2 separate regions of the Homo sapiens genome follow, and region 1 is linked to region 2. A link is a contact called in ENCODE Hi-C or POLR2A ChIA-PET data. All regions are on one chromosome and are shown on one strand. The core of a region is the stretch at or near the end of the contact, and the rest is flanking DNA. Distances in the headings are between cores, read along the strand shown.

Evidence for each region. Hi-C counts contacts between places; a loop is a spot of excess contacts on that map. ChIA-PET counts read pairs that join two places held with the same protein, here RNA polymerase II (POLR2A). Pooled maps may share reads with other maps.
Region 1: a pooled map shows a loop between it and region 2 (1.9-fold over the local background). The contact joins two enhancer-like sites. A Hi-C loop is called at or near these places in 2 of 168 maps with a recorded cell type or tissue (gastrocnemius medialis and sigmoid colon) and 2 of 50 pooled maps. POLR2A ChIA-PET finds 5 or more read pairs at or near these places in 1 of 52 experiments (K562).

The regions. Positions count from the first base shown.
Region 1 is chr2:54,651,968-54,654,826 of GRCh38, reverse strand. SPTBN1 (spectrin beta, non-erythrocytic 1) reads right to left here. Exons shown (of 36, transcript NM_003128.3): 27 at 974-1,218. Among named protein-coding and RNA genes, the nearest start is that of SPTBN1-AS2, 27 kb to the left of the region's middle. Within about 2 kb of position 1,251, at least 2 of the 41 ENCODE cell types and tissues checked have a DNase peak (open chromatin) inside an H3K27ac peak, as active enhancers do.
Region 2 is chr2:54,469,881-54,473,020 of GRCh38, reverse strand. All of the region lies in intron 1 of SPTBN1 (spectrin beta, non-erythrocytic 1), which reads right to left. Among named protein-coding and RNA genes, the nearest start is that of SPTBN1, 15 kb to the right of the region's middle. Within about 2 kb of position 1,386, at least 6 of the 41 ENCODE cell types and tissues checked have a DNase peak (open chromatin) inside an H3K27ac peak, as active enhancers do.

The DNA of each region.
Region 1 (2,859 bases), core at 2-2,501, 180 kb before region 2:
GCCTGAATAATTCAAAATGGTTGCTAGGTGGGTGCCAGAAAAAGCAATGGTTTTCTGTTCAAACTTTTACTTTGAAATGCAAGTCAGAAAGACTCTCTTCTAGAAAGTAGAGAAGCAGCAAGAGGTGCCGCAATCGCACCTTGATGAGTTAGCTGTCAAAGATTCAGGATGGCCATATCAAAGAGCAGCTAATACGGTCTCCTTATTCAGACACAAAAAGATACACAGGATGGGAACTAGCCTAGACAGCAGTGACCAGCATGGATCAAAACCTACTGATCCTGATCCAGGAAATACAACTGCTTCAAAAAAATATATATCATAAAAAATCCCTTTTATTGCAGCATAGTTTCTCAATTACAGTGGGGGCTGGAGCTGGCAGAGGGGTGAACTGGAGGTTAAATATGTACCTGTGTGTTCCTCTATTAACTTCTCTTCACTAATTTGCATGAAACAAAGCCAAAGATATAGGACAAATATTAAATAATAACCCAAGGACACCATATTAAAGCAGATGTTGAGGGTGACACCTTTAGTAATGTGCATGGAAAGGGATAGAGTGGTCTTTAATCCAAAAAGCAGGCACAGAAAAATAACTCAGAAAAGTCATCTCATTGCAAAGACGGGGCAGTTAGTCATGTCCAAGGTACGTGGCTACTTGAAGCCCAAGGTCCTACTTCAAGCACATATGTGGGCAAGAGGGCCTGAGTGACTGTGGGTCAAGGGAGCCAGGAGTAGGGAGAATGGGACAGGCTTTGATAACCCCAGGCTCCCACATTCCCTGGTGATGGTGTGCACGAGCCAAGTGCACGAGGCAAGCAGTGGTGCCGCACTCCAAGCACCGCCCCACCCCCACTCTGGCCTTGAAGCGCTCAGGCAGGAACGCTTTCAAGGCTCCTGCTTCTCTCTGGAAGACTCCTGTGTTTTAACCAAGCGCCAATAAGTCCAATTTCCTTTGGGCTGAAAGCGTTACCTTGGCTTCTCCTGGGCCTCGATCTGCCGGATGACATCCTCCATCCAGAGCATGAGGTCGCGCACCATGCTGAAGAAGCGGAACTTGTCCCCTGTGTCCACCAGCCGCACCCTGCGGCTCTCACAGGCGTCCAGGAGGGACTTCCAGGCTTCCAGGACCTCGTTCTCGCGCTTCTGGATATCGTCGGCCTTGTCACCCGCATAGGCCGCCTGGAGGCGGGCTGCATCCTCCTGCAGCTGCCTCACCTGTGAAGCCATGTAGGGGATGAGCCAGGTCAGCCCATGGCGGCCTTCCCACCATCACCCCAAGCCCTATTCTGTTCTGCTCATACACTAAAGGGAGCACAGAGTCAAAATATGGCCCATGCCCCTTAAGGAGCCCTCAATTTCACTGGGGAGATCCAAGTCACAAAAACCCGTTTTCTATAAATCTGTTCAACTACATTATTAAGTTCTTTATGAATGATAAAACAAATGAAATGCTACAGGAAGACAGGCAGGAGAGTTTAGTCAGGGAAAGTCCCCTGGAGGCAGCCTGGGATATCTGAGTGGGACATATTCAGATACAGTCCAAAAAATAAATACCTAATCTGCTATCTCGGGGTAAAGATAAATGTTTTTATGATGAATGGGAAACTGCCATGAAGAGCACATTTTGAAAATGACTTCTCATTGCTATGTGAATACAATGTATGTATCGCCTGTAAGAGTTCTCACCGTGGGACATTTACACTCAAAAAGTATAAAAACGTGGCACCCTATGTGGTTAAAATAACTAATTAACGTTAAAGAAGGTGAAACTTGAAATAGCCAAATTTCAACAAAAACCTTGCAAAACTAAAAATATACATTGAGAATTGTGATTTGGTAAATGGAGCCAATGGTACACTTCTACTTACATCTACATATTTTGGTTGAGTTATCTTTTTCAGCTATGACAGTCATAAATAAAAGAAAGAAAGAAAGAAAGAAAGAAAAGAAAAAAACCAACAAACCAACACAGAAACTGGCATGAAGAAAACATTCAGAAAGCAGGAAATGCAAATGGGTCTTAAACATGAAAAGATGCTTCATGGAGATACTGTAATGTGTCATCTATTAGTTGGCAAAAATCCAAGTGTGATGATATATTTGTCAGTGAGCTCATTCTCTGTAGACAGGAGTGTAACAGACTACAGCTCCTACAGAAGGTAAATGGGCAGTACCCATGAAAATTATAAATGTGGTACCTTCTGATTTTATGATCCTACTTTGGGGAATTGATCCTACATATACATTCTTGCATATTTAGGATACGAAATATGCATAGATTATTTACTGCAGCAGTGTCTGTAAAAGCAAAAGACTGAAAATAAAGTGACTATCAGTGAAGGACTGGTTAAATTAATGATGGTGCATCCAGCAGGAGACTCCTGTGCAGCCATGAAAAAGAATGAGGAAGGGCCTCTGTGTAGTCACATGAAAAGCACACCAAGATGACAATGAAGTGGAAGACAACGTGCATAATATTTTTCTTCTGTAAAAACAAAAATAAGATTACATTCTTACCTTTTTTTTGGGGAACGGTATATGTCTTTAAAACTGAAGCTAATAACTGCAGCTAATTTTATAGTTAAATTTTCTCCTCTTACATGCCTTATATAAAGTATGTAACATCAGTAGTGCCATACTTGTGTACAATGTCTAATTAAAGGCATACACATATAGGGGAATGGACACACAATCATCACGTACTGATAAAGCTGCGTGATCAAAGAAGTCCGCAGACAACTGTCCTGGATTATGAGAGCTTTTAGATGTCTATGAGAGTAGAATATGGAGAAATGCTAAGTGGGGTAAAAGGCGGGGGGGTACGGACAGCAGTAGGGCTTGTGGGGAGGTGGATTA
Region 2 (3,140 bases), core at 137-2,636:
AGTCTCAATCTAAACGTCTAAAGGACTTTAAGTTATGGGATAATTAACATATCTGTTAATATCATCTTTTAGGAAATCCTTTAGTATAGAAACTTGGTTTGTATTTAAGCCTCTCAAAATAAAGTTAACTCACTGTTTCCATCTACTATTTAACATGTAACTCACTGTTTTCATCTGCTATTTAACATATAAATCCTGGAAATTCTTAGTTTACTTCCAATCATTAACCCAAATACTGCATTTTTAAAAATGTCATATTCAGAGCACCCAAACTAACTGGCTGTTTAGATTAGTCCCACAGGCAGCCCCAGCCCCACCCAGGTACCCACACCCCCTGCAACCTTGATCACATCACCATCAGGCTCAAGTCTGTACAGGACCCATTTCAAAGACCACTCCCAACCCCCCCTGTTTTTACCACTCTGACTTAAAAAACAAGCCTTTCTATTGAAAAAAATTGAGAGACTACAGTTAGACAGTGAATTAATTACAAACAAGAACTAAGTACTGCAGACAAACTACCAATGAGCTTACTAAGAAGTCTAAAAGTGAATCAGCTAAGACAAGATTCCACAGCAAAGTAACCAATGCCTCTGACTCTGCCTCTCTAATGTGTTAGTGTTCAAACATCAATAATTCCTTTCCAAAAGCCTATCAAACATATAAAATATAGGACTTTTAAAAAAAATCTTCAGGCTGGGCGCAGTGGCTCATGCCTGTAATCCCAGCACTTTGGTAGGTCCAGGCGGGCGGATTATGAGGTCAAGAGATCGAGACCATCCTGGCTAACATGGTGAAACCCTGTCTCTACTAAAAATACAAAAAATTAGCTGGGCGTGGTGGTGGGTGCCTGTAGTCCCAGCTACTCAGGAGGCTGAGGCAGGAGAATGGTGTGAACCCAGGAGGCGGAGCTTGCAGTGAGCCAAGATCGCGCCACTGCACTCTGGCCTGGGCGACAGAGCGAGACTCAGTCTCAAAAAAAAAAAAAAAAAAAAAAACATCTTCAGGGCCCCAGTTTTTATTCAAACTACAAAGACTATATATTTTTCAGTGAGTTGGGTGAGCAGAGCAGAAGAACTACAAGTGAAGTTTCAGATAATGTGCTAATAATTAGTCCAGTAAAATCATTCAACATAAGATGTTACAGAGAATTATATCTTCTTCATATGCTCATAAGATGTTTTAAGACAGTTGGAACAGCAAAAAAAAAAAAAAAAAAATCGATAAAAAAGAGGAAAGCACCTCTTGGTAACACATTCAGAGGAGCAATTTTGCTCAAAAGAAATGCCAAGTTTCAAGATATTTGTTAACCTGCAGCTATTTTAAGGCAGGCCAAGGCTGCATTAGTGCTTGTCACACAGCTTGCTCCCAACCTCTTGGCAGTTCTCCAACACATTCCAACATTTGATGCACAGCCTTGCTGGAATCACGTCCCACTTATCTCTAAAGACAACCAAGTAAGATGTTGCTGCATTACACAACCAACCTGCCATTTATTCCCATCAGGTCACTTTGCACAATGCCTGACTGAAAAAAAAAAAAAAATCAGACCACCATCTGAGTGAATGGAGCTTAGTCCAAAAAGATACAAGTCACACTCAGCCAAAAAATATGTATCAGAAAACTGCTCAACCTGGGGAGAAATGTCATGCCTTACTGCCCAAAGAAAGGTTAAGCACTCACCAAGTAAGGAAGGAGAACTGATACCAAGGGAAATGAGCAAGATCAACTAAAGATGGTAAACCTTAGAACCTTACTCATGCCACCACTGCCTACATTCTGTTCTTTTTGTTTGTTTTCGTAGAGACCAGGTCTCACCATGTCGCCCAAGCTGGTCTCAAACTCCTAGGCTCAAGCAATTTTCCCACCTTGGCCTCCAAAAGTGCTGGGATTACAGGCATGAGCCACCCCACCTAATCCCTACATTTTGAAGATTATTAATTGAGTACATTCTAAAGCAGGGGTGTCTAATCTTTTGGCTTCCCTGGGCCACACTGGAAGAAGAAGTGTCTTGGGCTATACATAAAGTAAAACACTAATGATAGCTAATGAGCTATAAATATCACAAAAAATATCTCATAATGTTTTAAGAAAGTTTACAAATTTGTGCTGGGCCACATTCAAAGGCTGTAGGTTGGACAAGATTGTTCTAAAGGATAATCTCAGTATTTAATGAGCCCCATTAACTCTGCGAAAAGAACAGTGTGGGGTTTGAGACAGGTTCTTTCTACTCTGCCCAGGCTAGTCTTGAAGCCCTGGGCTCAAGAGATCCTCCCACGTCAGCCTCTCAAGTAGCTAGGATTACAGGCACATGCCACCCTGTTCTGGTGAACAGAACAATTTAACATAGCAATACATCCTCTAAAAGTCAGTGTACTCTCTAATTTTTAATATTTGGCAAAAACGAAAAAAGCCCTCTTCAGAAACAAAATGGAATGTTTTTTGAAGCCATTCAAATGCTGCTACATTCCATTCTTGCTAAAAAACATATTTAATTAGCACATTTGAGACTCACGCTCTGCACAGCTGCACAACATTCCAGAGATAGGCCAGCTACCGATACACTCTTTACATGAAATACCACTGACTTTAAAAGTTGAGGAGACTGAGAAGCAGTTCTCAAGTATGACTCACTAAAGATAGGTTTATTTCACGTGAACAAAGTTTCCTTTAACAAGAGTGTAGTCCAGTGAAAATACATACTATAATTAAGAATAAAAAATGCATGTACACATGTACCAATAAAATATTTCTTCACAGCCGGAAAAAATATATATAAAAAATTCAAATGACAGACAAGAATAGTCTCCCTTTGAAACAAGACGATACATCAGCCTTCTCTCTAATTAAACTTTTACCTTTTATGAATTAAGCAAGATTTCTAGAACTAGGATGAAACCTATGTCAGAAACACACACTTCGAAGGCAAAATAGGCCTTTCAAAATAAGAAATCATCCTGATTATCAGGGAAACTCGGGATTTCCTTTAGCCCTGGGTGTTGATTTAAAAACAAGCAAACAGACAAAAACCTACCTTTGAAACAGAGAATGAAAGACAGGATGTGTGCTGGTTTCTTTCCTTCCGAAATGGCAGGCAGATCTCTTTGCTCCAGGCTAGAGGCACTTCCCCAACTCCACCC